2 separate regions of the Homo sapiens genome follow, and region 2 is linked to region 1. Evidence: chromatin loops called from intact Hi-C (ENCODE). Cell type or tissue: heart right ventricle. All regions are shown on one strand. Each heading gives the region's core, and the rest is flanking DNA. Links, peaks and the distances in the headings are about the cores only. Region 1 overlaps PPP1R12B (protein phosphatase 1 regulatory subunit 12B). Region 2 overlaps PPP1R12B (protein phosphatase 1 regulatory subunit 12B).

Region 1 (15,350 bases), core at 5,745-8,244:
CTTGGCTAAGATCTAAATATGCCATATGAATATAACTGCCAGGCTCTCAAAAGGCACATATGGATTGCTTTTGAGAATGAAAGTCCAGCATGTGGTTTGGAGCCTTCTGAACCAAATTAACATGGTTGAGGCATAACTTCAGGGACCCTTCATCATGACTGAGATTAGAGCTGAGGACTTGGTGTGTTCTTAAATCTAGCTGCTGCCCCTTTCTCTCTCCCTTCCTCTAATCTTCCCCTCATACTCAGCTCCCTTCTTTCACTTTGTTTATTTATCTGAGATAGGGTCCGACTCTGTCACCTTGGCTGGAGTGCAGTGGCACAAAACTGAAACATCTGCCTCCCAGGCTTAAGCCATCTTCCCACCTCAGCCTCCTAAAGTAGCTGGGACTACAGGCATGCACCACCATACCTGGATAATTTTTATATTTTTTGTAGAGACAGGATTTCGCTATGTAGCCCAAGCTGGTCTCAAATTCCTGAGGTCAAGCAATCCTCCTGCCTTAGCCTCCCAAAGTGCTGGGATTACAGGTGTGGGCCACTGCATTTGGCCTCATTTATTTTTAAAAAATAAAAGAGAGGCCTATTATTTAAGCTTTTTTTTTTTTTTTTTGTGGGGCATGTACTGTTTAGAAGGTTAAAGTTACACATACCAAAATAAGAAAGAACTGTCAGCTCTCTGGATCGTCCTCTAACCTGCTTTGTAGGAAGCTTCATTAACCCTGATAGTTTTCCTCTGCAGTCCAGAGAGATTGTTTCAGGATCCAAAAACTGCTAACCTGTCTCTGACCTGCTATAAGATTATATGCATCACTAAATTCACAGCTAATCATGCTTTCTTTGTCTCAGTTCAAGCAGTTTGGGAGCTGCTTAAAGGTGTTCATAAACAGACTCATACTCTGGAAATTATAGCTGTGCAAAAAAGCTGGAGAAACCATAAAAGCCCAATGATAATGAAACTAGCTGGACCAATGTGCTAGTCCAGCCCTTTCTGCCTGTCAGTGTTGCAAGCGGAACAGAATAACCAGCCCACAGACATTCTTCCTGATACCCCATATTCCATAAGACATTTAAAGACTTTAATAATTGGAATTATATCAAAGGCCTGCCGACTCTGCTACTGTCCTTCCTAAGTAGTCATCTGCACTGCCCCGAAACTGAGACCATCAACTCTTTGGGAGGAGAATAATGATTTTTTTATGCAAATGGGGTTTCACAGATGAGGATGGACAATCCTGTGGGTTATAATGACTACAAAAAGGTGGCCAGGTATCAGAGAAAAGTCTCTCATATCTATAAGATGAGAAGGATAGAAATGAAAGATTAGTGGAGTTATAGTTGTTTGGGAGTGAAGAAGCAAGAAAATGAAAGGTAGCATGAAGGGGAAAAACAGTGAAAAGGAAAAACAAGCAGAGACAAACTGCTGAATCTCTTTAACCAAAGAGAAAGAATGACCACCTTGGAATAAAGGTAGGCTAGCCAAACTGTCTCATGTAGCCATTGGAGGGTGAGGACCGGGCAATCTTCCTTGCCCACTGTAAGCATCTTGGCCATGGTGAGGATAGAGGAGGGAGATCATGGTACAGCATATGGAAAAGATTAAAGCAATGGGCAGGGACCAAATTTAAAAGCCAATGGAAAGTCCCTGGCTCTCACCCTTCTTTGGTGTTGACATTGGACCAAAGCTTTCAACATAATCATTATCAAATAATTGTCATTGTATGAAGTGGTACTTACCTCCCAGGGAATAACATTAAAGACATGAATGATGAAAGTGACTCAATCTGACAAGTGAGTATAAGCAGATCAAGGTGAAAGAATTTGGAAGTTATCAGCATGAGGGAGAGAGGCAGGAAACAATCTGGTCAATGTTCTATAGGAAGCAGTATTGAAAACAAGGCAAGGCAAGGAGGAGAGGAGAAGGGGCAGGGCCCAGCGCAGGATGGGCAAGGGCAGGGCTAAGGAGCAGGGTCAGCTAGTAATCTTTCCAAAGAAAAATAAAAATTCCAGGACCAATCTAAAAAGGAATTGGTTGCTGGGTCCCTCTCATGCAAGGACCTAGGAAAGGAAGGGGAGAAGGTCTGACAAGGAGGCTGATGCTGAGTGGAGGATGCAGTAGAGAAGTAATCACATCTGATGTGGGCGCCAAGACCAGGTGCAGGCCTGGCACAGCTCACACTGACATGCACACCTGTCAGAAGTTGGCATATAATCCTACTCCAATCTAGGATCTGGGTGGAGTTTCTCTTGAGGAGAATTCATAAATACTTACCTTTCCAATAAAAGTCCAGAAAGGCACAACACATCTCATAACCACAGAGCCACATATACATCTGGGTTAGCCCATCTCATGGTTCCCCCATTTCACCTGGCCTTTGTACTTTATTTGGTAGAGTTAGAAAAATAGGACTGAAGTCACTTTCTTTCCTTGAGTAACCTACTATATTTTTAAGGGTTCACTGGAGATCAGCCCCCTCTACTGTTCCCTACTGATTGCTCCAAGGAGGTTTGAGCATCTGTACAAAATGAATATGCAACAAGCATGACCAACTGGCCCCAAGCTCTACTGGGTCCCAGTTCAGCCAGACAGTCACCTGTACCTTTGGCTGCCTAGTACAGAGAGATTTTAGCTATTAATCACTCTAGCAATGTTGGTCACCATAAACCATAGTCTGAATGAAGAGCTTGAGAGCTAAACAAGTATTTTCTTAGACTCTTTTAGGGCCAGTCATACCAATTTTATCATATTTATATATTTGCATCTTTGAAGTTTTTGTCTTCAAGTAGGTACAGACAGAAAAATAAAACTGGTGAGAATGCAGAGGCACAGATGCTTCTCCCTTAGTCCTCTAGGGGGTGCTGGACGATCTGCAAACCTGGCATTGGGCTTTGATTTGAGCAAATAGTGTTTAGGGGCTTTAGAGTTTACAGGCATTTCTTCTTCATTTGGCTTTGTAATGGATAATGGAGAATAATGGACACCTGACTGAATCTGAATGTTTTAACTAAAAAAAAAATCAGTCCTGGCCAGACGCGATGGCTCACACCTGTAATCACAGCACTTTGGGAGGCCGAGGTGGGTGGATCCCCTGAGCTCAGGAGTTCGAGACCACCTGGTGCAACATGGTGAAACCCTGTCTCTACTAAAAATACAAAAAAATTAACTGGGTGTGGTGGCACACACTACTAGTCCCAGCTCCTTGGAGGCTGAGGCAGGAGAATCGCTTGAGCGATTGAATCTGCCTAGAGGCAAAGGTTGCAGTAAGCCGACATTGTGCCACTGCACTCAGGCTTGGGCTACAGAGTGAGGCTCCGTCTCAAAGAGAAAAAAAAAACAAAAAACAGCCTCACAACAGCTTACCTATTGGTTTAGGGACTAAACATTCATGATCTGGCTCCACTTGATAATTTACAATTGATTTTAGAGTTGCTGGCAAATGGCTTATGGCTGGGGAGAGCAAACACTTTCGTATCTTATAATCTCTTGAGGAAAGGAAAGAACTCATGATCTAGTTTAGGAAATCATAGACTGATAGCATAAAGAGACAGAGAAAAAATGTAAGCCTATCTCAACCTACAGAATTGAGGGCAACTAGAACCACTGAAGGGGCTTCCATAATTCCAAATTTAGAATTGGAATAAAAATAACAAAGGGCCTCAATTTCTCTAATTTGACCACTTTCTGGGTTTTTGTGTGTGGGCCTGCTTTGATGTGACACAGAGCCCCATGACTGGTGAGTGGAGGCTGGCTTTGGGCTCCCAGGTACTCCTTGAAAGGTTCTAGCTTTTGCCTCAATTACATGCTCTAGATCAGCATTTAGGACATTTCTTAATAAGGAACACTGACAGCTGCCTAACAGCAGAGTACAGATGGTATAACTCAGGAGGTTTCAAAAATGGAGGAGCCTCCATGCAACAAGGAGCTGTGGATATGCACTCATCAAGAAACAGTTAGCTCAGCTGGGTGTGGCGGCACGTGCCTGTAGTCCCAGCTATTCGGGAGGATGAGATGGGAGGATTATTTGAGCCCAGGAGTTCAAGTCCAGGGCAACATAGCGAGACTCCATCTCTTAAAAATTAAAAAAGAACTGGTTATCTCTAATAACTCACTGCTCTAAGCGGGAGAGAATACTTCTGTGTGGTAGTAAGGTGCGTTTGAAAAAAATCACAAGATGCAGAAGTTTAGGTGCTAGGGCATACTGTTCTACCATCTCATGAGAATCAATTATTTATTATTTCTATTTCTTGCTGCTTGAATCAACTTGGAAGATTTAAAATGTTTGAGATATAAGCAGGTATTGCTTAAAATTCTATGTGAATGTTACAGTTACAGCCTTGGGATAGTGGTAGGAAATGCAAGGGCAAGGCTCAGCATTTCTCCTTCATTCTGGAATTATAGAGTAACAGGATTGATTATGAGCACCAGATCTGGTGTAAACTATAACCTCAACAGGTCTTAAAAAGTTTTTTTTTTTTCAATAAATAACCAATCTATTTAGGCCACTGGAACAATAAATGTCTCTCCCAAACTGCATATTAGGGATGCTTGCTCATAGAAAGACATTTGGGGATCTGCCTAATACTATCCCAGTGCTTTGGCTTCCCAGTTGAATAACCCTGTCTCACCAAATGAATGCTTGGCATCATGTATCTGGTAAAATAAGATGCCTGAAGAAAGAAAAAAGCTGAGTAGGTGCTAAGTGATTATGGGCATGTGTCATCATGCATTGCAGGAATCAGATGTTTCAAAATAATCTCCAGGTGGCTACCCTGACCAGCTCTATATTCCCTGCAGCTCTGTATCCATCTTGCCCCTTTCACCCTCCTCCCCTCCCCCTGCCCCACTGCCTCCCATGGCAGCAAATTGACTGCTTTGGGTAGATTTCCAGTTCTTAGCACTCAAAACTGCCCAGGATGGCAGCTGTCCATTAAAGTGGCTAATGGAGGTGATGGTCACTGCAGGTCATGGTGAGGAGAGAAAGGAAAGTAGTGAGCTGTGAAGTGTATCTGGTGGCATGAGCTTATTCTAGTGGGAGAGTGCCAAGCATCCCTGAATATTTCAGAGTTAATGTACTGGGGCAGGAAATCAATATGTGAATACATTTTTATTTTGCTGCAGAATGATTCAATCTGTGTTCTTGCCAGCAAAGGGATGGGTTGGGAGGGGCACCAGGGAAGAAAGCTTATGGCCATGCTCAGGCTTCCCCAGGCACCCAATGGGAGGCTCCCAGAGCTGGAAAACTTGTTCTAGCCTTCTCATTTACCCTCTAGAGGGCAAAGATACTGCTTGAAAAGCCTTAAAAGTTAAACTCAAGTTTGTTTCAAGCCTGCCAAGACCTCTCCTTAAACCAAAGGCAGTATTTTTTCCTAGAATGCCTTTAAGGTGTCCTCAATGGATGTTGTGTGAGCTGAGAGAGCCTAGGAAATGGCTGAGGAGAGATGCTCACTTTTTTACACATCATTTCTTCTTGCAGATATTGAGTTTGTAGTGAAATCTGGAGGGGGCAGGCCTATGCTCAAATATCCAGTCTTGGCAGGCATTCAGAGAACAGGCATACAAAAAGAAAGAAAATCTCTTCATACCTTCATTTCTTCCTCCATTTCTGACATTTTGCGCTCCAAGGCTCGCCTCTCCTGTTTCGGAACAATGAGACTGTTGAACATTATTGAATTCAGAAGGGAGTAAAAATGCTGCCTCCCAGCTGCTGTGTGATCAGCAGATTCACGGTCAAAGGTTTGTCTGCTGACTCAGGCAAACCTTACTCAGGAGATCTGAGCACTATCTGATCCTGCCACTTGTAAGATGGAGCTACCTCACTGATAAAAATCACATTATCTAAATCTCCTATCATAAAATCAGTAGATATATGGAGAAGCAACTTGCTAATATGCAAACAGAAGAAGACATTCAGTTACTCTGTGCAGGTTGAAGATTTCATAGAATTTCAAATGTCTGCAAGTGACTAGGGCCCTTGCTCTCTATTATCAAAAAGGCATCATTATCTTCAGTAATGCTCTCCCTAAATTCCTAGGAAACTGCTTCTCTCATGATGAGGAGCAGATGGTGAGCCGGGAAGTAGACATCATTGTCTAAGAAACAGCATCTCTCCCCCTAGTTTCTTCCCTCCCCCTGTAGTTGCTTCTCTCCCGTTCCATTTCTCTTTCCCAGCAACTGACTCTTGGTTTAGCCTAAACCCAATGAGGAGTTTTTGATCAGATGGGATACCAAGGAAGTTTGGTTACAGGCCAAAGGAATAAAATGTAAAACTTAGCTGCTTTCCAAATTAAACAGACAACAACAGGACAGATGGGAACATATTATATCTCCAGGGCCAAATCAAAGCTAGGGTCCATCAATAAATCTAATTGAATTTTCCCAATCCAAGAATGTAAAATCCCAGAATAATATTCTGAGTACAGTTGGGAGGAGATCAGCAATTGAACCAGAAATCCTCCCCTCAGTCAAAATAAGTGAAAGACTGTGTTGGCTCATGTTTCAAGTCGTAAGACCTAAATGGCAGAGGGTCCCACTGAAAGCTTCCTTTCTGTTCAAGGTTATGAAAACGGTAAAGAGACCTTGGATGTGTGTGTGTGTGTGTGTGTGTGTGTGTATGCAATGATTTACAGTAAACCAAAATGTTATGGGTTGTGTGTGTATGCAGTTCTGCCCACAGTCAGAACAATGTACGAGATGACCTTCCAAGGACCCTTCCCACCCTAAGACTAAATATGTGGAAAGTACTGACCATCTGAGGAAATCAAAAGGACTAGCAATCAAATTACTGCCTAGAGTCAGACAAAAAGAATTTATCATCAAGCTGGGAATGGAATGTGGCAGAACTCCCTCCTTCTTAAGATGGACTTTTTCCATTGGCATGAATAACAAAGTGGGAGAGAGTCAGAAAGAAGAGATGAAATGGGGTGGAGGGGGAAACAGACATGCGCATACCCGTTTCTCCATCTCCAGCACTGATGATCGGTCAGAGGTCTTTTCTTGTTTCTGCTGGTGCAAATGGAAGGAAAACAGTTGTTATTTAAGTTGTCTAAGGGCCAGTAGAACGCCCAGTCTAGTTCAGCTTCACTACTAGACATCTAGAAATAAACAGTAAAACTTTGGACTTCCCCTATAGCAGGGATCCCCAGCAAACAGGTTCTGATAGATCTCTAAGCCTAACATTATCACCTCTCTGAAGTTTGCAGGATTCCCTCTGGGGAGGGGAAGGCAGTAGTAGTATTCCCTGAAATTACAAAGAAATTACTTACAACACACAATCTCTCTCTCTCTCTCTCTCTCCACAGGTCTTCAATGCTAATTACAATTTTACATCTCACCATTCTTCTCCTCTCTTCATTCTATGAGTAATATCACAACCCAGAGGAAATAACAAAAAAAAAAAAAAGGCTTTTCTTTAAAAGGCTGGCAACTCCTGAGCGAGAATGTCTAAGGCCAATGGCACTTGTCTAAATAATCCCCTTTCCCCTATTCTTTCTGTTTTGGGAATTGATACCATTTTTCTTTTAGAGCAGCAGTTTTCATATGTGGGTGGGCTTTAAGGGGTTCTTAGGAGTCCATTCATGGCATCTGCCCTGCTTTGAACAGAGGTAGTCCACTTTCATCTGTCTTATATATTGGGCTTCCAGATAAGGTAATTTTATTTGAATAAAAGATTTAGAATGTTTATTTTAGATCATCTTTGACTTAAATTTTGCAGAGGGGCTGAAAAGACTTAGCCTCACGGCAAAAAAAACAGAATAACCTCAGATAATGGCCCTTCCTTAAAAGGGGAATAAAAAACCCTTAAGTCCCTTTTGGCCTTAGGGTCATAGAACTCAGCAGAATTTCTTACATTCAGTAGACATTTAATAACTGCTGGGTGATTATTTTTATTTTGCTTAGTGTCATGCAGAGACAACATTTAAATAAATATAGAAATTATGCTGGTCTTCTTGCAGCAGTTTCTTTTTTTAAAAAAAAAATTAAGGAATGGCCAGAACTAACAATAAAACTCAGAATTCTGGCTCCTGTCCTGGGCTTTCACCTTCTGTTTGGAAGGGCATGGCTGTCTGCCTTTATGCTGCATCTACTATGAAGCAGAAGGAAGAGAAAAAAACGCAAAAATAGATCCTACAGCTTGTTAATATCCTCGTAAGTCTTTCTTTCCTAAGCCTGAGGAGCTGTAGAAGTTGTGATGATTTCATGATTTTCAAGGTTTATATACACAAAGAACTAGTTTTTTGTTTGTTCTGTTTTTAATGTTGACTCCCTTAGAGTTGGGGTGGATCTTTTATGTAAAAATATTGTGTATGTTCATGTGGTAACTGTCTCCATACAAATGTGTGAGGCTGAGAAGCCCTCCCTCCACTGTCCTGCCAAACAACTCCATTTTTGGTAAATGGCAGAGACTTGGTTTGTAGCAGCACCATTTCTTATGAATTTCAATAACTTGTATTTGGCAAAACTAAGTATATTTTGACACACCCAGCAAAGCAGTGGGCCAGAGAGTAAATGCTTTTCCCCAGCAACTGGAAAGGCTGATTTTATTTTCAGTGCCCTCTGTGCAAGTCAATGTCAGCAGCTTGTTAGACTGCTCACTGTTCTAAGGCATGGGCTGGTGGAAATGCTGAGAACCCCTAAAGGTCAAGACATATGCTGTCAGAAGCTTCCGCTGAGAAGAGTGGGGAGCAGGTGAAACTGCTCTTCCTGTGGTTCCTCACATGACTGCTCTTTAATTTTCTGTAAAACAATCCTAGTAATAACTGACAAGAACCAGCATAAGATCTGTATTTATAAACCACTGCCAATATGTGGCGCCATTCAGAATAAAAATTAGCCCCAGATTTCTTTTGAGGGTCTACTGTGAATGAGACTTTTTTTTTTTTTTGCCTGGCTCAATAATGTTGGAGTGAGATTTATTCAGTCCACCCCGCTGCCTTATGGCAGGGCTATAGCTATGTGTGTATTTTTCTCTTTTAGATTTAGAAACCTACTTTTCTTATTCCACAAAATCACTTTAAGCCTAGTTATTATCTATTTGTGTTGCAGTAAGTCTCAGAAATTTCCAGTAGAGCCATGTTGGGCTACTATAATCAGGAAAAAGGGGGTGGCTCTTCTAAACTGACAGGCAGTTCACATTTTACACCTGGGTAAGCCCTTCTCCAGAAAGTGAGTGTCCTGGCTGTCTTGCTGGAGTCCTACGCAGCTCTGTGGGGCTGTCTTCCAAGTGTTGGCACCCTCCTGCTCATGCAATTCCAGAGGGGTTAGAATAGGATGTTTAGAGGGTAATCAACACCCCTGCCCTCCAAACTCCATGTATTTGGTACTGTACAACCCTAGCATTTTAGTCTTTGCTTTTGGATAGCCAGTCATATTGCCAGAATGACTAGCCACCTCTGGTTTTCATTTCAAGCCTTCCTGCTAAAGAATCATTTTTACTTCAGTTCAGCTTTCGAAATTCTAAGTCCCCAGGCATTCTAGGAGGGAAATAACTCAATAGGTTTCCTGATAACTCAGCAATAACCAAAAGCAGTGCTTGCTTTAGCTTTCAGCTGCGGAGTTTGTTTCACTGGTGACAAGGTTATTACCTCCAGCATCCTCTAAAGCATCATCTAATTAAATCAAACCTGGCAGTGAGAGGAAATAGTTTATCAGTCTTTCTGCCACTAATATTCCTTATTTGTAGGCTGAAAAAGAGTGGTGGCTTGGGGAGATAACATATGCTACAGAATCTTTGCTTTGGGACTTAACCCTATGTTGTGGCACCACCTTTGCCCTTGATTTGTTATATGGCCTAAGCAAACCACTTACTTCTCTAGGCTTAATTTGTTATCTCTCTGCCCTAGGTTTAATAGGGTCTTGCTTATCTCTCTCCAAGAGGTGAAGTGTAGATAAACTGAACTGAAACATAATGAACAGGACAAGAGGAACTGTCTAGGACTAGCTTTGTAGTGCTGGTTTATGCTTTTCTACTAATAAATAAGTAGATGATGAGCCATAGTATTAATTATTAGCATTCAGACCATCAGGAATTGTTCACTGAATTATCAGTTTTCCTTTTTAAGTTAAACACTGATTGAAACCTAAAATAAATTAGAATCTAAGAAGCTTCTATCTCATTGCCCCGAGAAGGCCTGATCTTGACTCTATCTTACTTCCTGTCCCTTAGATCCCTAGTCTAGTTTGCTTCCTTACATCAACCCTTGGTTCTCATCTTTTTTCTTCTTCTTCCGTCTTACCTGGGCCACCTTCTCAAGCTTGGACTTTATATCTGCTAGCTCTAGCTGGGCTTCCTGAAGTTTTGTTTTCAGTTTTTGGTTTTCAGTCAGAGCACTCTCATAGAGCTAGAGGAGAGGGAAAAAAGAGGATCAGCGTTCGCGTTAGAACTCACACCATTTCATCACATGAGAATGCCCAGGGCTCTGTGCCCCAAGCCACCACTATATGGTAGAGAGAGAAAATGAAGGAAGGGTAGGGAGCAGAGTACATTCAGCCAACTGGTCTCTTGCTTTTTCAAAGTGATGAACAGAAAGAGAATGATGATGCTCCAACTTCAATAATGTTAATCTCTGGGGGAAAAACAGTCATTACTATGGGACATTTTCATTGCTTAAAAGAGCAATGAAAAAGACAATTTTTTTTTGGAACCAGTCTACTGTGTATATTGATTTTAGTCAAGTTCTGCTTAACAAAACATTAACAGAACAAGCACTCTTTATTCCCTTTGGAGACAGGGTCTTGCTCTGTTACCCAGGCTGGAGTGTAGTAGCATGATCACCCCTCACTGCAGCCTTGAACTCCCAGGCTCAAGCAATCCTCCTAACTTAGTAGCTGGGACTACAGGCATGAGCCACCATGCCCAGCTAATTTTTCAATTTTTTGTGGAGATGGGGGTCTCACTATATTGCCCAGGCTGGTCTGGAACTCCTGGGCTCAAGTGATCATCCTGCCTCACCCTCCCAACGTGCTGGGATTACAGGCATGAACCACCATGCCCATCCTAAATATTTTCTTTACAAAAATAGTTTTTCCTGGTATCGCAAACACCTGAAAGGGAAGGTTTTTAAGTCTACTCTTGGAGTTAGGTACTATTCTACAAGAAAAAAGGAAATAAACTGTAAAGTGATGATGATTTTCTTTTCTTTTTTTTTTTTTTTTTTACTAACACCAAGTAGTATTTAGTTGATATTCACAGGACCTTATTAGAAGCACATGTTTGTTAAAAATAACAGTCTACCAAATGATTCTCAGGGGCTCAGAGAGACAGCATTAGGTTTTTCACCCTTTTTATATTCTTAATTTCTTACTTTTCCCTACACTTCTAAATACCTGATTCTAACTATACACTTACTGCACTAAAAGCAACATATGGCTGGGCATGGTGGCTCACGTCTGTAATCCCAGCACTTTGGGAGGCTGAGGTGGGAAGATTGCTTGTGGCCAGGAATTCAAGACCAGCCTGGGCAATATAGTGAGATCCAATCTCCATAAAAAATAAAAAATGTAGCCGTGTGTGGTGGTGCATGGCTATAGTTCTAGCTATGTGGGAGGCTGTGGCAGGAGGACCCTATGAACCCAGGAGTTTGAGAGGGAAGTTACCTATGATTGCACCACTGCGCTTTAGCCTGGGTAACAATGAGACCTTGTCTCAAAAAACAAAACAAAACACCTCAATATCTGAAGGGGTCTTTATCTAGTTTTTTGGAGAGGTGAAGTAAACCCAGAAAACTGCAAGGAATTATTATTACTTAAGTGCCTTTTCTTCTGCTTATTCAGAGCTATGGTAATTTTTCTGGGTGTGGTGGAGGAAGGCTGAGAGGTTTACATGTCACCAAAGAACCGGAAAATTGAATAAAGACCCTACTTTTTTATAATCTCTGTTGCTGTCTTCTTCTACACGGCTGGTCAGGGTGGCTAGGCGGGCCTCCCGGGCCTCCCGACGGGCTCTTGCTGAAGCCCGGTCACCGTAAGAATCACTGGTTGTAGGATTACTACCTCCCGATTCCAACCTGTGGGAGATAATATTAAAGATAAAAATTGGTTTTGAGAACAAAGTAGTGGGGAGAAGGTAATGCTCAGGGGTAGTTTGCGCCTTTTCTAAGAAGTATTTCGGAGCCCTGGCCAGAAACAACTCATAACATTCTTTCCTTCAATCTCTCTGCCAGCGTTCCCAGACCTCAGGGCTAAACTGCACGAGCTTGGAGAGGGAGGCTGACCATCATTTGCCAAGAATGAAGCTTATTGAAAAATTAGTGGTTTGGACCTATGAGCTGACTTAAATCTTAAGAGCTTTTCATATTAGTTTAGGATTGAACAGCTTCCCTCAAAAGTGTGCTTTTAAAAGTAAAGATTTCTTGAATTTCAATGGCTCTTGGAAAAATGATTACAATGAACTGTCAATGAATCAGAAACATGTGGACTTAGAGATCTGAGCTGGAGGTTGAATAGGAATGAAATGGCCACTAGGGCATGCTACGTATGCCTTTTAGGTGCTCTACAGGTTTGCTGGAATCCCAAACATTTTAGGGATACCAACACAGTGCCCAAATAGCTAGTTTTCTACCATCTTATCCATATTCCACATCAAGACTGCTGTGCCTGTGATTAGAATTTTGACATATTTTAGCAACTGAGCTCTTAGAGTTGATAGTGGTTTTATTTCCAGTATTGGTAAGTTCATTAAGGGAAGGATCTCTCAGCTGATTACCTGTTTAAGTGTACAACTATCACCCTAAATCCTTAACGCTGGTTTATATTTTTCTCAGACTTTGCTCTTTCCAAATTAAAAGGCAGCACATATGAAACTGAAATCAGCCCTGCAGAGTGCTACATCCTGAACTGGGATGGTTTGAAGAGTCACAACTGTGAAAATTGCATCTGATGTATCTGTCCTGTGGTAGCTATTTGCCATAGCTGGGGGTGGGGAAGCTGAAATAAGTATTAGAAGAGATAGAGAAGCAATAAGGATGACACAGAGAAGGCAGAGGCAAAGTAATTAGCTCCTAATGACAATGGTGGCCTCTTTTCACTCACAGAGATGCTAAGTCCCACATTCTTCAAAACATTCTTTTTCTTCTTCTTTTGTTAATAGAAATCTCTTTATTGAGTTTCCTGATTATAAAAGCAATATATGGTTGTAGAAAAAGTTCATACTGAAGTATCTAAAGTAGAAAGTGAAAGGGTCACCCCATAATCCTGCCTAAGAAATAACTACTTTTAACTGTTTAGTTCATATCCTTGCAGAATGTCAAGCATATATGTTAAAATACATAGTTCTATAAATAAATTCAGATAACATACACTATTGTCTAACTCCTCCTCCTCTCTATACTTACCACTATGACCGTGGACATCTTGCCATCTAAGTAAAAATAGATTTGCCTCACTAAAAAAAAAAAAAAGACTGCAGTCTTCTCCATTACATGCCTGTAAGATAATTTAACTAATCTTCTATGATAGACACTTAAATTTTTCAAATTTTTTAGCTATTATAAACAATGCTAAAATGAGCAGACTTATCTATAAACCTTAGTGCCTTTGTCCAGTTACCTTCTTATGAAATATTTCTTATGACAGAAATATGTATCTGTCATTAATTTTAATATTTTAAAATCATTATGAACAATCAATATCTTTGGTTATTTTTCTTTTTTTTTGTTTCTGAATTGCCAATTCATAGCCTTTGTTCAGTAGGGTAATCATCTTTTTCTTATTGTAGTAGGGGAACCTCCTGTAGAGTAGGGCTTTTATTTTTTTTATTTTTATTTTTTTATTATTATACTTTAAGTTTTAGGGTACATGTGCACAATGTGCAGGTTAGTTACATATGTATACATGTGACATGCTGGTGCACTGCACCCACTAACTCGTCATCGGGCTTTTAAAACTAATATAGGCAGCAAATATTTTTTCCCACTTCACTTTCTGTCTCTGTTTATAGTGTCTTACTTAGAGATTTTAAATTTTATATAATTAAATTTGATGATTTTTATCTTTATGGTATTGTCAGAGACATTTGAACCACAGCAACTCCATCTTGAATAGGGGCTGGGTAAAATGAGGCTGAGACCTACTGGGCTGCATTCCCAGACGGTTAAGGCGTTTTAAGTCACTGAATGAGATAGGAGGCTGGCACAAGATACAGGTCATAAAGACCTTGCTGATAAAGCAGGTGGCAGTGAAGAAGCTGGCTAAAACCCACAAAACCAAGATGGCCGTGAGAGTGTCCTCTGGTCATCCTCACTGCTACACTCCCACCAACACCATAACAGCTTACAAATGCCATGGCAAAGTCAGGAAGTTACAACATATGGTCTAAAAAGGGCAGGCATGAATAATCCACCCCTTGTTTAGCATATAAACAAGAAATAACCATAAAAACGGGCAACCAGCTGCTCTGTCTATGGAGTAGCTATTCTTTTATTCCTTTACTTTCCTAATAAACTTGCTTTCACTTAATGGACTCTCCCTGAATTCTTTCTTGCGTGAGATCCAAGAACCCTCTCTTGGGGTCTGAATCAGGACCCCTTTCCGGTAATGGTATCACACTTGGAAAGGCTTTTCCTATATAAAGATTATAAAATATTCTCTTCTGCTAACTTTTATGGTAAAACACTTTTCTCTTACAAATTGTAAGCCAACTGAAATCCATTTGTTTCTCGGTATGGCTGAAGGGAAGGATATAATTGCTCAAACAGATAATCAACTGTCCTAATGATCACTTACTGAATAATTATTTCCTCACTGAGATGAAGTCACCTTATACATGTGATTTTTGGGGGGCTATGGATTGTGTTCCATAGGTCTCTTTGTTTATTCTTGAGCTAGTGCTTCACTGTTTTAATTGGTACAGTTTCATAGCATATTTTGAAGTCTGTGGGAAAAAGTTTCCTTTCACAAATGGCTATTATAATACGAGAGAGTTCACAAAAGATTACGGCAAAATACCACTCTCCAACAATTTTGCAAAACTAAGTAATTTTCTGCTAGGTTAGAAGTAAATGATTTGTCCTCAGCTGCTGCCTGGTGAGAGGGCAAGCAGAAGAAGAACATTAGAATATATTAATAAGACAGAACCAGCTCAATACCAAACAAATTATAAGGAAACTCATTTGGCCTATAGTCCCATAACTATATCTTCTCCCAATCTCTTAATTTCTCCATCAGAGTAACAGTAGAAAAAGAAAGATTCCAACTTTTGGCTCTATAGTCTATTATTTTTTATTTAGTTTCTTCTTTCAGAAGATTAGTTTTGTACCCTTAGATACTAGGTGAAAAACTGCAGAGGGTCATTCCCCCAATTTTGATATCCTTCTTTAATTTTTCAGCAATTGCAAAACAGGTCTTTAGTTTGTTCA
Region 2 (15,350 bases), core at 6,164-8,663, 50 kb after region 1:
AACATATCTAAAACTGGATTCTGGCCACGTGTGGTGGCTCACACCTGTAATCCCAGCACTTTGGGAAGCCAAGGTGGGAAGATCACTTGAGGTCAGGAGTTCTAGACCAGCCTGGCTAACACAGTGAAACCCCGACTCCACTAAAAATACAAAAATTAGCCGGGTGTGGTGGCGGACACCTGTAATCCCAGCTATTCGGGAGGCTGAGGCAGGAGAATCACTTTGAACCCAGGAGGCAGAGGTTGCAGTGAGCCAAGATCGCGTCACCGCACTCCAACCTGGGTGACAGAGTGAGACTCTGTCCAAAAAATAAAAAAATAAAATTGGATTCCTAAGAAGTCATTATACGAAAAAAATACTTGCACATGCATGTTTACAGCAGCACAATCTGCAATTGCAAAAATTTGGAACCAGCCCAAATGCCCATCAATCAATGAGTGGATAAAGAAATTGTGGTATATATATACACACAACATGGAATACTACTCAGCCATAAAAAGGAATGAAATAATGGCATTTGCAGTGACTTGGATGGAATTGGAGACCATTATTCTAAGTGAAGTAACTCAGGAACTGAAAACCAAACATTATATGTTCTCACTCATAAGAGGGAGCTAAGCTATGAGGACGAAAAGGTGTCAGTGATACAATGGACTTTGGGGACTCAGGGGAAAGCGTGAGAGGGGGGTAAGGAATAAAAGACTACACATTGGGTACAGTGTACACTGCTTGGATGATGGGTGCACCAAAATCTCAGAAATCACACTAAAGAACTTATTCATATAACCAAAGATTACCTGTTCCCCCAAAATCTATGGGAAAAATAAATAAATAAATAAGATTGGCTTCCTAGTTTTCTTCCCCAACCTGCTTCATTTGTAGCCTACCCCATGTCAGTTGATGGCAACTCTATCCTATCAGTTGCTTAGGTCAAAAACCTTGGAATCATCTAAAATTCCTCCCTCTTTCTGTCACATCCCACAAGCCCTTCCAGGAAATGTTGGCTCTACCTTCAAATATATCCAGAATCTAACCAACTTTCAACAACTGTATTGCTACCATGTGATCCAAGCCCCTGTCATCATTTCTTGCCTGGATTACTGAAATAGCTGCTCAGCTGCTACCTTTGTCTGAAGTCTAATCTCAACAGAGTAGCTTGAATGATTCTTTTAAAACTTAAGTCAGATTGGCCGGGCACGGTAGCTCACATCTGTAATCCCAGCACTTTGGGAGGCCGAGGCAGGCAGATCACAAGGTCAGGAGTTTGAGACCAGCCTGACCAACATGGTAAAACCCCATCTCTACTAAAAATACAAAAATTAGCTGGGCGTGGTGGCATGCACCTGTAATCCTAGCTACTCAGGAGGCTGAGGCAGGAGAATCGCTTGAACCTGGGAGATGGAGCTTGCAGTGAGCCGAGATGGCGCCAATGCACTCCATCCTGGGCAACAGAGCAAGACTCCGTCTCAAAAAAACAAAACAAAACAAAAAACAAACAAAAAAACAACTTAAGTCAGATCACATCACTCCTCTACTCAAAATCCTGCAATGGCGCCTCATTTTGTGCATAGTAAATGACAAAGGCCTATGACGCTCTGCATTCAGATGATCTGATTCTCTTTCCTGCTACTCTCACCTGTCATTTATTTCATGTGTCAGTACTTTCCCACCATATGGCCTTTGCTCTAGCTGTACCCTCTTGCTAGAGGACCTCACTACACTACATCTGAAGAAATGTTCTTCCTTCAGATATCTTTGTGGCTAACTCCTTCTGCTTCTTTAAATCTCAACCTGTCAATAAGATATACTCAGACCCACTGTTTATATTACAACCTGTACTTTCTCCATCCAATCCTCTTTATTCAATTCTCCTTTCTAGTTTTTTTTCCAAATTGCATCAGTGTCTAACACATACTTTATTATGTTTGTTGTTTATTGTCTGCCTTTTCATCTTACTCCCTGCTAGAATGTACACTTCAACAGGTCAGGATCATTGTCTATACTGTTGACTAAAGGATTCCAAGAACCTCGAACAATATCTGGCAAATATTGGACAAATAAGTATTTGTTGAATGAATGAGTGAATGTTGACTTTTCATTTAGCATGGTCACAATACACACGCCCTATGTGTGCTATATATCTGTTAGATTAAGCTGGTTAATTATGCTGTTCAAATTCTTTATGTTCTTGAGTATTTTTGACTTTTTGATATACTGGTTTCTAAGAGAGGTGTGTTAAAATCTGCAACACTGACTGTGGATATGCTATTTCTTGATAATTCTGTCGGTTTTGTTTTATATATTTTGAGAGTATATTTTCAGTATCTAGAGTCATTTTATATCATCTTCATGGATTGTTCCTTATTTATAAGTGAGACATATATTTCTGTCATTTGCTGTTTTAAAGCAAAAACATGTTCATGTTTCAAATGATGTTCATGCTGCCAGCTTTCACTTGGTGGTAACCAAGAGAAAATTTTTCCTGTCTTATACTTGTATTTTTTTATCTTTCAGTGTTACTTTGAAAACAGCATATGGAAGGATAATCTGACTATCTCTCTGGCTTTGTAGATTAATTTATATTATGACTACTTACATATTTTATTTTGTATTTCCTATTTCCATGTTTTTCCTTTGCTTCTTTTTATCTTCTTTCCTGCCCTCTATTGAATGGAGTGAAAGCATTTAAAATATTACCTATCTTTTCTCTTTCCCCTACTGATTAAGGACTTGTACCTTCTATTTCTATATTTCTATTACTATACTGGATACCCTTATATTTAACATACTTATTTAAATATATATTTTTTAAAAGTCTATAACATTCATCTGTATCTTTTCTACTCAAAACAAGGACTTTAGCACACATTTACATCTTTAATACCATATTATTATTGCTAAGATTTAGTTCTAGCTTTTGAAGCATATTAGCTTTAGCTCATATTTTAACACTCTTTGCTTTAGTATTCCACTTCTTTCTGCATTTATTTTTCTCTTTACTGAAGAACATCCTTTAGTTCTTTTATCACCAAGAGTTTGTGAGTTGAAAACTTAGCTTCGTGTATCTGAAGATGTGTTTATTTTGCTCCCACTCTGTATATAAACCACTGTATGAAACTGGAAGCTCACAGTTATTTTTCTACAGCACTTTGAAGATACTAGTCAGTTTTCTGGTATCTACTGTTGCCAAAGCCTACTGCCAATTTGACTACCATTCCATTATTCAGAATTTTTTCTTATACTTGTATTCAGAATTTCAGATTTTCTCTTTATCATTAATTTCCTACGATTTTATTATCATGTATGTAGTTGTGGATTTATCTATCCTGTGTTACATATGGCAGCATTTTCTATTTTGAAGACTCAGCTTCATTTCTGAAAAAATTCTTAGCTGCAGTTATTGTTATTATTATTGCCACTTTTTTATTCATTCTTTTTTCTCCTTTGCAACTCCTAGCAGATGTATGTTAGAGCTCCTCAGGTCATCTTTCATGTCCATCTTTCTCTTTCATTTTCTTCTAACTCTCTCTAAACTGCATTCTGAAAGATTTTCTCAGTTCTATTTCCTAATTCTGTAATTTTCTCTTAAGCTATAGAAAGTATGTGCAGTCTAACTGTTCTTTTACTTCAATATTGTATTTATAATATTTTTCACTTCAAGATGTCTAAACGCTTCTTTCTCACAGCTTTCTCTTCTTGTTTCATTATCTGTTCTTCATTCTGTAAAATCTAACTTCTTCTGTACATATATTGAGAATTTTAACTTATTTTTAAACTCTCACCAGATTGTTCTTCTTTTCTCAGGTATAAATTCTCTCATTTGTTGGGTTCTCTTGACTGCTTTTTCATGATCTTAGGTTTTACTGGGTTCTTTGTAATGTTTTGGGGGCTCAATTTTTATGATAACTAAAAAATGTAAGTACCTGTATCTATAGGGCAGTTTTAAGTTGCCTCAGCTTAAATCTGATAATGTGCCAACCTTGAACCAGACCTTAAGTTGGTAGCTCTGGGTCTTCTTTCCTCCTAGGTAGCCCAGTTCTGAATTTTTAGCCCAAAAGTATTTTGGGTCCAAGTCCTATCTTGAGTGGTTTCCTGCGCTTGCTTGTGACTGCCAATTCTTCTTTACTTCTGGTCAGGAACAAGCAGCTTATTCCTGGCTGTGACACTGCTGGGATAAGTTAGATTAGCCCAGCTCCTATTTGTATTGTGCTCTTGGGTCCTGGGTTCATGCACAGACAGGATCATTGCAAAAAAACCTGGTCCCAATTGCCCATATCCATTCATAGCACCCCCCGATCCCCTGCCATCATAGTGGCTTTTCTATTACTGGCCCAAAGAGACTTTTCTTTCTTATTTTTAAGAATAACTATGTATTTTTTAAAACCTTTAAAAATATTTATGCATAATTTCTCTGTTTTTGAATGAGAGGAATAAGATTCAGGAGTATTCACTCTGCCACCCTGACCTAGAAGTCCCAGAGTAGCTTTCACTTTTGAAATAACAGCAGTTCAATTTTCCTGATCTCACCAGTCTGTAAACATTAGCATATATACTCAAAGTTCAAACTTGAATAAGCTGTAGTAGAGACAAATTTCCATTATTTGGAATTTGTTTACATTGAAATAAATAATAGATGTACTAGGAAATCAGAAATGGAAGGAAGATGACTTTAAAAAGGTTAAGAAACTTGGGACAGCAGCAGACTTTACTGTAAATCTTATGTACAAACTCCACCACTGCTTCCCATAAATGGAATCAGACTGAGCAAAGAAGAGGGTACTTTCCACAGCACCAGAAAGAGCCACTGCAGCCAGCAGAGTCCTGTAATAAGTACCAACCTGCACTCCTGCACCTGGAAGACAGCCATCAGCTTAGTGGAAAGAATGCTGGACTGGGAATTCAGAAATGTTCTAGTTCATTTTCTACCACTAAGTCATTGTACAGCTTAGGCTAAGCCAGGCCCTCTTTTGGGCCCCAGGTTTTCCATCTGTAAAATAAGAGAGTTGGGCTAGAACAACTTCTAATGTACCTTCCAGAAATAATTTTCTGTGACCTTAACAGTTTGGTACTTTATAAGTAGGCTGAGTCCTCCATTCTTCAGCTTGCTCAGAAATAATCTGCCAGGTAAAAGAAGAAAATAATGTGTTTCTGAAATCAGTTTTCAAATCAAATGAAAGAATCACCAGATGCATATTTTTGTTTGATCACCACTCTACAAAGGAATAGCCTGGTAGCTGGATGAAGTTTCTGTGTGGGTGTACACACAATCTAAGTTTTAAATAGAAAAAGCAAACCAACCCAGACCAAAACAAAAACCCTCCACACAAGTCCCAGACGCAACAAATGGTAAGAGTTCTTTTCTACAAACATGTCTGTTTCTAATAGCTGAGAAGACCAAAAAAGAAAAAAATGTATCAAACTGACCAGATATATGTGTAGATAAAGAAAAAACTAAGGAGCATGCAGCAAAGTTACAGGATATGAGAGATTTGACTCTGCACACTGCAAAGTCTGTACAATTAGAAATTTCATGTGAACAGAAATGTAGGGAAGACAATGAGAAAAGAAAGAATAAAATTGGAGTTCCACTAAATGGAAGTTAAGAGTGGATTAATAATTTTTAAATTGAGGCCAGGCACAGTGGTTCACGCCTGTAATCCCAGCACTTTGGGAGGCAGAGGTGGGCGGATCACTTGAGGCCAGGAGCTTGAGATCAGCCTGGCCAACATAGCAAAAGCCCATCTTTACTAAAAATACAGAAAAAAAAAATTAGCTGGGTGTAGTGGTGAACACCTATACTCCCAGCTACTCAGGAGGTGGAGGCATGAGAATTGCTTGAACTCTAGAGGCGGAGACTGCAGTGAGCCAAGATCACACAACTGCACTCCAGCCCGGGTGACAGAGTGAGACCCCGTCTCAAAAGAAAAAGAAAAAAAAAAATTTTTTAATTGGGTTGAAGTGGCAAGGAAAACTCAAGATTAAATCTCAGAGCTTCCTAGAGCCTTGACTATCAGCCACAATAAAAATTTATGTGAATTGTTTAATTTCACCACAATGCAGTAAAAAACCAAACTGATTCAGATTTTATAGGTCTGAAGGATGGAAAGTTGGCACACAGCTAGCCATAATCCCGAGTCTTCAAATAACATACTAAAGACATACTGTTTTCTAAAAAAACAACAAAAAGCATCTTATCATCTACATTGCTATTTGTGAGGCACAGTGTATTGCATCAACGCTGCTATATATGTATAGACAGACTATATTAAGGGTGAGTGTCCAGCAGATTTCTATCCACTATTGCATACTTCCACCAGAGCTGAAATAGCCAATCAGTCAAAAGAGAGGGATAAAGTTCTCTGACAAAATTCCCACTCAGTTCACGAAATAGCCACTGAGCAGTCTTCACTTTCATGCAAACTTTTTCTAAGTGTGTTACCAAAGCATTTAAGGGGGGAAAAATTACACAAATAACAAGGCCTCATTAAAGAAAATTTGGGAAATAAAGAAAAGCAGAAAAAAAGTCACATTTAGTCTCATCACAGAAATACAACCACTGCTAACACTTTGCTCACTTTCTCCCTGGTCTCTTTACCTGGGCCTGCTACATCCTTATGGTTGTAATCAGATGACATATACAATTGTGTATCTACTTCATTTAGTAATACTATACTGTAAGCATTTATCCAAGTTACTATACTATCTTTGTAACTCACTTTTAAATGGCTGCCTTATAATCCACTCTATTTTAAGGAAACACCCCTAAATGGCTAGCTGGTGGGGAATGGTAAAGCAAACTATGATTCATAGTGTTCCATTAGATGGATAAATCATAGTATACTTAACCACTGCCAGAATACTGGACAGTAGGCTGTTTCCAATATTTCCACTATTATAAATAGCTAAACGAGCTAAATCTGTTTTGTTCAATAGTGCCTAATAGCCTTCCATATAGTAGGTACTCAAGTATTTGTAGAATGAATATTTACAGAGCTGCCTATATATAACATACCTTGTGATAACAATTTCTGTGCATAAAATCCCCCTCCTTCCCATATTTAGAACTGTTTCCCAGAGATACATTTTCATAGGGGGCTATTCTGGGTCAATTTGGGACTTTTGTCAATCTAGCCATTTGCTCCTCAGAAAATAATGACTAATTTGCATTCCCAACAGTAAAATATGGGAAGGCCCATTTCACCACATTCTTGGCTAAATTGGGCATTATCTTTTCAAAGTCTTTGCCTATCATGACTGGTAAAAAAATGTTACTTTGGCTGGGTGCAGTGGCTCACGCCTGTAATCCCAGCACTTTCGGAGGCTGACGCAGGCAGATCACCTGAGGTCAGGAGTTCAGGACCAGCCTGGCCAACATGATGAAACCCCATCTCTACCGAAAATACCAAAATTAGAGGGGCATGATAGTGGTCGCCTGTAATCCCAGCTACTTGAGAGGCTGAGGCAGGAGAACTGCTCAAACCTGGGAGGCGGAGGTTGCAGTGAGCCGAGATCACGCCATGACACTCCAGCCTGGGTGGCAGAGCAAGACTCTGTCTCAAAAAAAAAAAAAGATACCTCATTATAATTTTAATTATAGTTTCGAACACCAGTAAGGTTACACACTTTTTCTTATGCATGTTAATTGTCTATTTTGAAATAGCTTTCTAATAATCACTATCTAAATCTAATTTATTCCTGAAAGGTCAGTTGTGGGTTGCAGTAACAATAAAAGCCCCAATATTTTTAGGAAATAAATTCTGGAAGGAACTTAAGGAACTAACGTAAATACATAGCTGAGAACAGCTTATTCACAGAGCAAGTCTGGAACACTGTAATGTGCTTTTATTAATGGTAAAGTTGGAGGCTAGAGTTCTCAGTTCCTCATTCTTTCTTCATATTTATCTGTTATATAGTTTTGTTTTATTTGTGATATTTGTCTGTGGGTGCTGCTGTAATTTGGGAGGGGAGAGCTGGCAGGAAAAAATTCCTTTAATAATTCTTCTAAAACTTTTCTTTTAGGAAATCATTCTAGATTAACCCAGAAACTCTTAAGAGCTGTTTTCCACAACTGTACTCTGTAAAAACTAAGAAGTTTTTAGCCCAGATAATCTTGGGGTGACTTAGCAGAACTTTGTTAACCCTGAATTAGACTTTCTCTCTGAAAACATTTTGTAAACAAGTAAGCTAGACACAGAAAAGGCAGAAGCATATTCAGAGAAAAAATGTAGGTCTGGGCAACATTACCAGTAATGAGAACCTGATGAAAACTGACAATCACACCTCACTAACTAATCCAATAACTAGCTATTTTCATAACTGTTAGCATAACATGTGGAAAATGCTCCTTTGCAGCAGAAGTATAATTGCCTTTCATTCCTTCAAGATGCTCTTGCAGGAGTAGGCAAGAATGTTGACCTGCCATCTATTCTTAACAAGGAGAGAAAGCAGAAATGTGGACTAAGGATTGTTAGGGGAAAACAATTTAGATGGAATCAGGTACCACAATGTGCCAAATGATATGACGATTAGATCTGTTTGAACCCTGTTTAAGCCTTTATGAGGATTTTTTTTTTTAACGGCAAACTATCTTGGAGCTCTGCCCACAAGGCAAATGGCTACTAACCAAAGACTATTAATTCCCAGAAAATCCATCAAAATCGTTATACGCAGATGAGTCACAAAGAGAAGATATCATCCTTTCATGCTCCCCAGCCCCACTCCACCAAACTGCTCTCACAAGTCAGCAACATCTCCTTACTGGCAAACCTACGAGATACTCTTCAGCTCTCAAACTACTGGATGTGATTACAGAGGACTATTGGTAGCTATAATTTATCTTTCCAACCCTTTATCTCTTTCTCTTCTTTTGATAACAGAATCCCTATTTCCTGTGGGGAATCTATTCCATGTAGCTGACCCTCTCCTAACCCTACCCCTATAACAAGTGGTAGCTGCTGCTCTTGTTTCTTCTTCATCACTATGACCAGCACTACCACTATTGTTATCATTATGATCATCATGGCGGCTAAGATTTATTGATAATTTACTATGTGCCAGACACTGTTCTGTACACTTTGTATGTATTATCTCATTTAAAGAAATGACCTATGTGATAAGTACTATGATTTCTCTTATTTTAAAGTTAAGGAAACTGAGACACAGGGAGTATATAATTTGGCAAGGTTACACAGTAAGTAGCAGAGGAGGGACTTGAATTAAACTTGGTTTCAGGGTTCAGGCTTCACTGCCTCTCTCGCTAAATCTCATCTAATTTCTGGCTATAGAAATTGGTTCAGGGAAGTTCATCTGATCCAGGAAAGGTCAATCGGATATACCAACACTACGAGGCCAGGTGTGGTGGTGCACACCTGTAATCCCAACATTTTGGAAGGCCAAGGTGGGAGGACAACATAAGCCCAGGAGTTTGAGACCAGCCTAGGCAACACAGTGAGACTCCATCTCTACAAAAAATAAAAAGAATTAGCTGGGCATGGTGGCACACATCTATCATCTCAGCTACTTGGGAGGCTGATCACTTGAGCCTAGGAGGTAGAGGCTGCAGTGACCCGTGATCACACCATGCACTCCAGCCTGAGTAACAGAGCAAGATCCTGTGTGCAAAAACCAAAACAAAAAACAAAAAAAAGATATATGGACACTAGGATAGGGAAGGTCTTTCTTCCTCTGAAGCCTATGCAAAGAAGGCAGCAGGGATCTGAAAGTTTCAGCTTCCTAGATTTAGCTATGCCTAAAGCTAGGCCAGGCTAAATATGCAGATTTTCTAGCTACATAAGCCTTTATGCTTGAGTTATAAGAAGTTAAGTTTCTGTCACATTGAGTCTTTGAAAGTTTTCATTCCCTTGTTTGGTTGAATACTACTCTTTTTTAAAAAAACAAACAAACACTTTTATTTTAGGTTCTGGGGTACATGTGAAGGTTTGTTACATAGGTAAACTTGTGTCACAGGGGTTTGTTGCATAGATTAATCACCCATGTATTATGCCTAGTACCCAATAGTTATCTTTTCTGCTCCTCTCCCTCCTCCTACCCTCCTCCCTCAAGTAGACCCCAGTGTCTGTTGTTTCCTTCTTTGTGTTCATAAGTTCTCATCACTTAGCTTCCACTTATAAGTGACAACATGTGGTATTTGGTTTTCTGTTCCTGCATTAGTTTGCTAAGGATAATGGCTTCCAGCTCCATCCTTGTTCCCACAAAAGACATGATCTCACTCTTTTTTATGGCTGCATAGTATTCTATGGTGTATATGTACCACATTTTCTTTATCCAGTCTGTCACTGATGGGCATTTAGGTTGACTCTATGTCTTTGCTATTGTGAATAGTGCTACAATGAACATTCGCATGCATGTGTCTTTAGGGTAGAATGATTTATATTCCTCTGAGTATATACCCAGCACACAGACCAATGGAATAGAATAGAGAGCCCTGAAATAAGGTTGCACACCTACAACCATCTGATCTTCGACAAAGCTGACAAAAACAAGCAATGGGGAAAAGACTTCCTATTCAGTAAATGGTGCTGGGATAACTGGCTAGCCATATGCAAAAGACTGAAGCTAGACACCTTCCTTGCACCATACACAAAAATCAACTCAGGATGGATTAAAGACTTAAATATAAACCCCAAACTATAAAAACCCTGGAGACAACCTAGGCAATACCATCCTGGACATAGAAATGGGCAAAGATTTCATGACGAGGACACCAAAAGCAATCGCAACAAAAGCAAAAATTGACTAGTAGGATCTAATTGAACTTATGAGCTTCTGCACAGCAAAAGAAACTATCAACAGAGTACAGACAACCTACAGAATAGGAGAAAATATTTGCAAACTATGCATCTGACAAAGGTATAATATGTAGCATCTATAAGAAACTTAAATTTACAAGAGAAAAACAAAACCCAATTAAAAAATGGGCAAAGGACAGGAACAGAGACTTTTCAAAAGAAGACATACATGCAGTCAACAAGCATATGAAAAAAAGCTCAATATCACTGATGATTAGAGAAATGCAAATCAAAACCACAATGAGATACCATCTCACACCAGTCAGAATGGCTATTAGTAAAAAGTTAAAAAAAGAAAAGAAAAGAAAAAACAAAACAAAACAAAACAAAACAAAAACCAGATGCTGGCAAGGTTGCAGAAAAAAGGAAATGCTTATACACTATTGGTGGGAGTATTCACTGTGTAAAGCAGTGTTGGCAATTCCTCCAAGAGCTAAAAGCAGAACTCTCCTTTCCAGGCTCTTTTCCTTCTTCTCTGATCATTTCCCTGTTGATCTCTTTCATAGGTACCTCTCCCCTTCTGCCATCTCAAACAGTGGTGTGCCCTGGCTCTGTTCTAAACTGTGTACTCTTTTCATAGCAGTGGCCCTCCTTAGCACCCCACAATCATTCTGATAATCGGCCTTCCCTGGGAAACATGCTCCTTTTGCTTGCCTTTGCTTCAGAGTCATTGAGACATTGAACCACAGTTACACAGTGAGTACCTCATATCCATCAGAATTCTGGGGAAGAAAAGAAGTTGGGAATCACTGCTCTAAAAGTTAACCTTGGGAAATGTATTTTTCATAGCTTAAAACTATTATCAGCAAGCTGATACCTTTCAACTCTTTATCTCTAGCCCTGGAACTTCCCTATACTTCATACCCATGTATCTAATTGCCTATAGGACATTTACTTTCTTATGTCTGATAGGTATCTTGAACTCAGCATGTCCAAAAGCAAAATCATTATCTTCATCCCCAAACATATTCTTCCTCCTGAATTCTCAATCTTATTAATGGCATATTATCTATGCAGTCATCATAATAAAAAATGAATATCATGCATTGCATTGTTCTCTATTCACAGAAGACATACCTAAATACTAGATATTCTTGTAAATATAATGAACAAGAAACAGGCTGGGCATAGTGGCTCACGCCTGTAATCCCAGCACTTTGGGAGGCTGAGGCGGGCGGATCACCTGAGGTCAGGAGTTCAAGATCAGCCTGGCCAACATGGTGAAACACCATCTCTACCAAAAATACAAAATTTAGCCAAGGATGGTGGCTCACGACTATAATCCCAGCTACTTGGGAGGCTGAAGCAGTAGAACTGCTTGAACCCAAGAGGTGGAGGTTGCAGTGACATGAGATTGCACCACTGCACTCCAGCCTGGGCACTGGAATGAGACTCCATCTCATTCCAGACCCTGCCTTCAAGGAGTTCAGTCAGTTGGCAAATACAACATAGTATGATTACCACTCCATATTAAAGATAAATTCACAGTGCTAGGGGAAACCTAGTCTGGTCCAGGGAGGGGGTCAAAGGAAGGCTTCTTAGAGGAGGTGGTGCTTAACCTAAAACATGAATATGTTTTTAAAAAGTGGAGTAGGGAGAGGAAGAGGCAGTAAAGTAAGAGGAAGAGAATTCTAGAGAATGAAAATACCATGTATGAAAGCTCAAAGATGGGAGGAGAGGAGACTGGTGAAATACTACCATATGAGCTGCCTTTATTTATTTAAAAATTTACCAAATGTAGGCACTGTGCTAAACCCTTTATATACATTATTACTGCTGTTCCTTGTATCAAGCCTACAAAACAAGGATAATAATCTCATTTTTACAGATTAAAGAACTTTCAGAGCTCAGAGAGGTTAAATTACTTTTCCAAGACCACCCAGCTAATAAGAGATGCAACAAGCTTTGAACCTAGGTCTTCTGGCTCCAAAGCCAATTCCATGCATCTTCCCAAATACCTTGGGACTGCTCTTTATGCTTTTATCATCCACATCTAGTAAAACATCAAATCCTGCTGAGTTTTCATATTTCTTACATTGTTCCATTCTCTCCACACCTACCATCAGAAACTCAGCACATTATCTTTCACCTGGACCCTAGGCTCTAATTGCTCTCTAGGTATAAAGGGGTATGTGTGTATGTATCACAATAAGTCAGATCGGCATGATCTCACTTTCACAACAAGAGATTCAACAACTGTCTGTATATGTATCATGGAAGAAATATTCCTGCTCTTTTCTAGGGTTAGCCCTGGAATATCCTAGAGCCTAGTCAGGTGACTTCTTTTCTGCTTTAATTATGCTTTTTGGTGATCTCACCCAGTCTTCTGACTCTAAATACCAGCACTAAAGCAATGACTTCCATGTCTGTATTTCTCCAGCTTTAATATCTCCCATAAAGTCCAAATTCCTAGTTGACAACTGTCTACTTGACATCTCAACTTGGATGTCTAATAGAAATATCCCTTGCCCTATTAAAATGTGAGTATTTCAGGAGGCAGAGGCAGGAGAATTGCTTGAACCTGGGAGGTAGATGTTGCAGTGAGCCAAGATCATGTCATTGCACTCCAGCCTGGCCAACAAGAGCGAAACTCCATCTCAAAAAAAAAAAAAAAAAAAAAATTGTGGTATATATACATCATGGAATACTACTCAACCATAAAAAGGAATGAAATAATGACATTCATAGCAAATTGGATGGAGTTGGAGCCCATTATTCTAAGTGTAATAACTCAGGAATGGAAAACCAAATATCGTATGTTCTCACTTGAAAGTGGGAGCTAAGCTATGAAAAAGCAAAGGCATAAGAATGATATAATGGACTTTGGGGACTCAGGGGGAAGGGTGGAATGGGGATGAGGGATAAAAGACTACATATGCCGGGCACGGTGGCTCACACCTGTAATCCCAGCACTTTGGGAGGCTGAGGCAGGTGGATCATGAGGTCAGGAGATCGAGACCAGCATGGCTAAGACGGTGAAACCCCATCTCTACTAAAAATACAAAAAAATTAGCCGGGCATGGTGGCGGGCATCTGTAGTCCCAGCTACTCAGGAGGCTGAGGCAGGAGAATCGCTTGAACCCGGGAGGCGGAGATTGCAGTGAGCTGAGATTGCGCCACTGCACTCCAGCCTGGGCGACAGAAGGAGACTCTGTCTCAAAAAAAAAAAACTACATAGTGGGTACAGTGTACACTGCTTGCATGATGAGTGCACCAAAATCTCTCAGAAATCGCCATCAAAGAATTTATTCATGTAACCAAAAAACCACTTGTTCCCCAAAATTATTGAAATAAACTTTAAAAGACTCTGCTAATATATATAATATATATTATATATTATTATATTATGATATAATTGTTATATTTATATTAATAAATTATATTTTAAATTATTGTATAAATTTGGATATAATTTATATGTATTATAAATTAATACATATAAATTATATTATAAATTAATAAATAGTATAAATATTATTATATTATATATTATATTAGTATAAATATATAATATATAATATATATATACTTGCCTGAATAAAACTTGTATTGGATAACTCCAATATCTATAATACATATCAAAAATAAATAAATAAAATGTGAGTATTATGAGGTCAGGAATTTTGTCTACCTTGTACATTTTTGCATCTCTAATGCATAGTGCCTGACATATAATGGCTCATCAATAAATATATGTTGACTGAATAAACACATGCTGCATGAGAGCAAAAGACATCCCAAATGGGACTCAATTGTCCTAGAGGGTCTTTGAGAATTTGGTACTCTGGGTTAAATGTGTATTTCGGGAGGACAGAAAGGAGTAGAGGTTGGCTCTAAGCTTCTTTAGTGTGCTACAGTTAATCCTACTCTTTAATGATTGGCCTACCTGGGATGTTAGCAATCCCTAAACATTATACCTCTAGGAACACTATCCATCAGACTTGCCTGTTAAGAAACACTTTGGAAGACCTTTACAATATAGATTTCCAGGACTTCCACCCGCTACCACCATGTCACCTCCTTATCCAGAATCTCAAGGGGAGAGGTCTAAAAACCTACATTGTAAACAAATAACCCCAGTGATTGCTACTGACAGGTTTGAAGGAGACTACTATAGAAGCTTTACCCATTAGGTTATTATAGTTGAAAATGGCTCAGCTTGCTGGATATCAGTATCTACACACGCCCTTAGCTCTAAGTCAAGAACTCCAGAAATGATACATAAACTGCCTAAATAATATTTCATTAGTTTTAGTCCAAAGTACTAGAGGTCACCAGTGATCTAAGAGAGGCCTTCTCATACAACATGTCATATATGGAGTTTTTTAAAAGTACATATTCTATAAAGGCACATCTGTGTGAACATTTATTCTCAAGAAAGGATCTGATTTTGTTTATTTGGCACAAAATTAATTATGCCATCCCATGCTCAATTCCCACACCTTATATGAGTCTTTACTGTGACATATTAATGTCAGTTTTCATCACTTTTTTCCTTAAAATTGTTGAAGAATCAGGATTTCAGCTTCTCTTCCCCCACAT

Evidence for each region. Peaks named below come from ENCODE experiments on the same cell type or tissue, not always from the same donor. Only the 100,000 strongest peaks of a DNase experiment are listed, where the experiment ranks them.
Region 2: a loop joins it to region 1, with 3.0 times the contacts of the local background. A loop is called at or near these places in 53 of 110 quality-filtered maps.

Annotation. Positions count from the first base shown.
Region 1 is chr1:202,559,430-202,574,779 of GRCh38, reverse strand. It overlaps PPP1R12B (protein phosphatase 1 regulatory subunit 12B), which reads right to left. Exons shown (of 24, transcript NM_002481.4): 20 at 11,858-12,002; 21 at 10,233-10,337; 22 at 6,949-7,002; 23 at 5,583-5,633. Among named protein-coding and RNA genes, the nearest start is that of SYT2, 140 kb to the left of the region's middle. RefSeq lists a silencer at 2,725-3,019 and an enhancer at 6,436-7,108. In heart right ventricle, for the core only: no CTCF peak of the experiment used is centred there; no DNase peak of the experiment used is centred there; H3K27ac peaks cover 2,500 bases.
Region 2 is chr1:202,509,851-202,525,200 of GRCh38, reverse strand. The region is part of intron 18 of PPP1R12B (protein phosphatase 1 regulatory subunit 12B); the gene reads right to left. Among named protein-coding and RNA genes, the nearest start is that of PPP1R12B, 170 kb to the right of the region's middle. RefSeq lists a silencer at 8,566-8,860. In heart right ventricle, for the core only: no CTCF peak of the experiment used is centred there; no DNase peak of the experiment used is centred there; H3K27ac peaks cover 1,759 bases.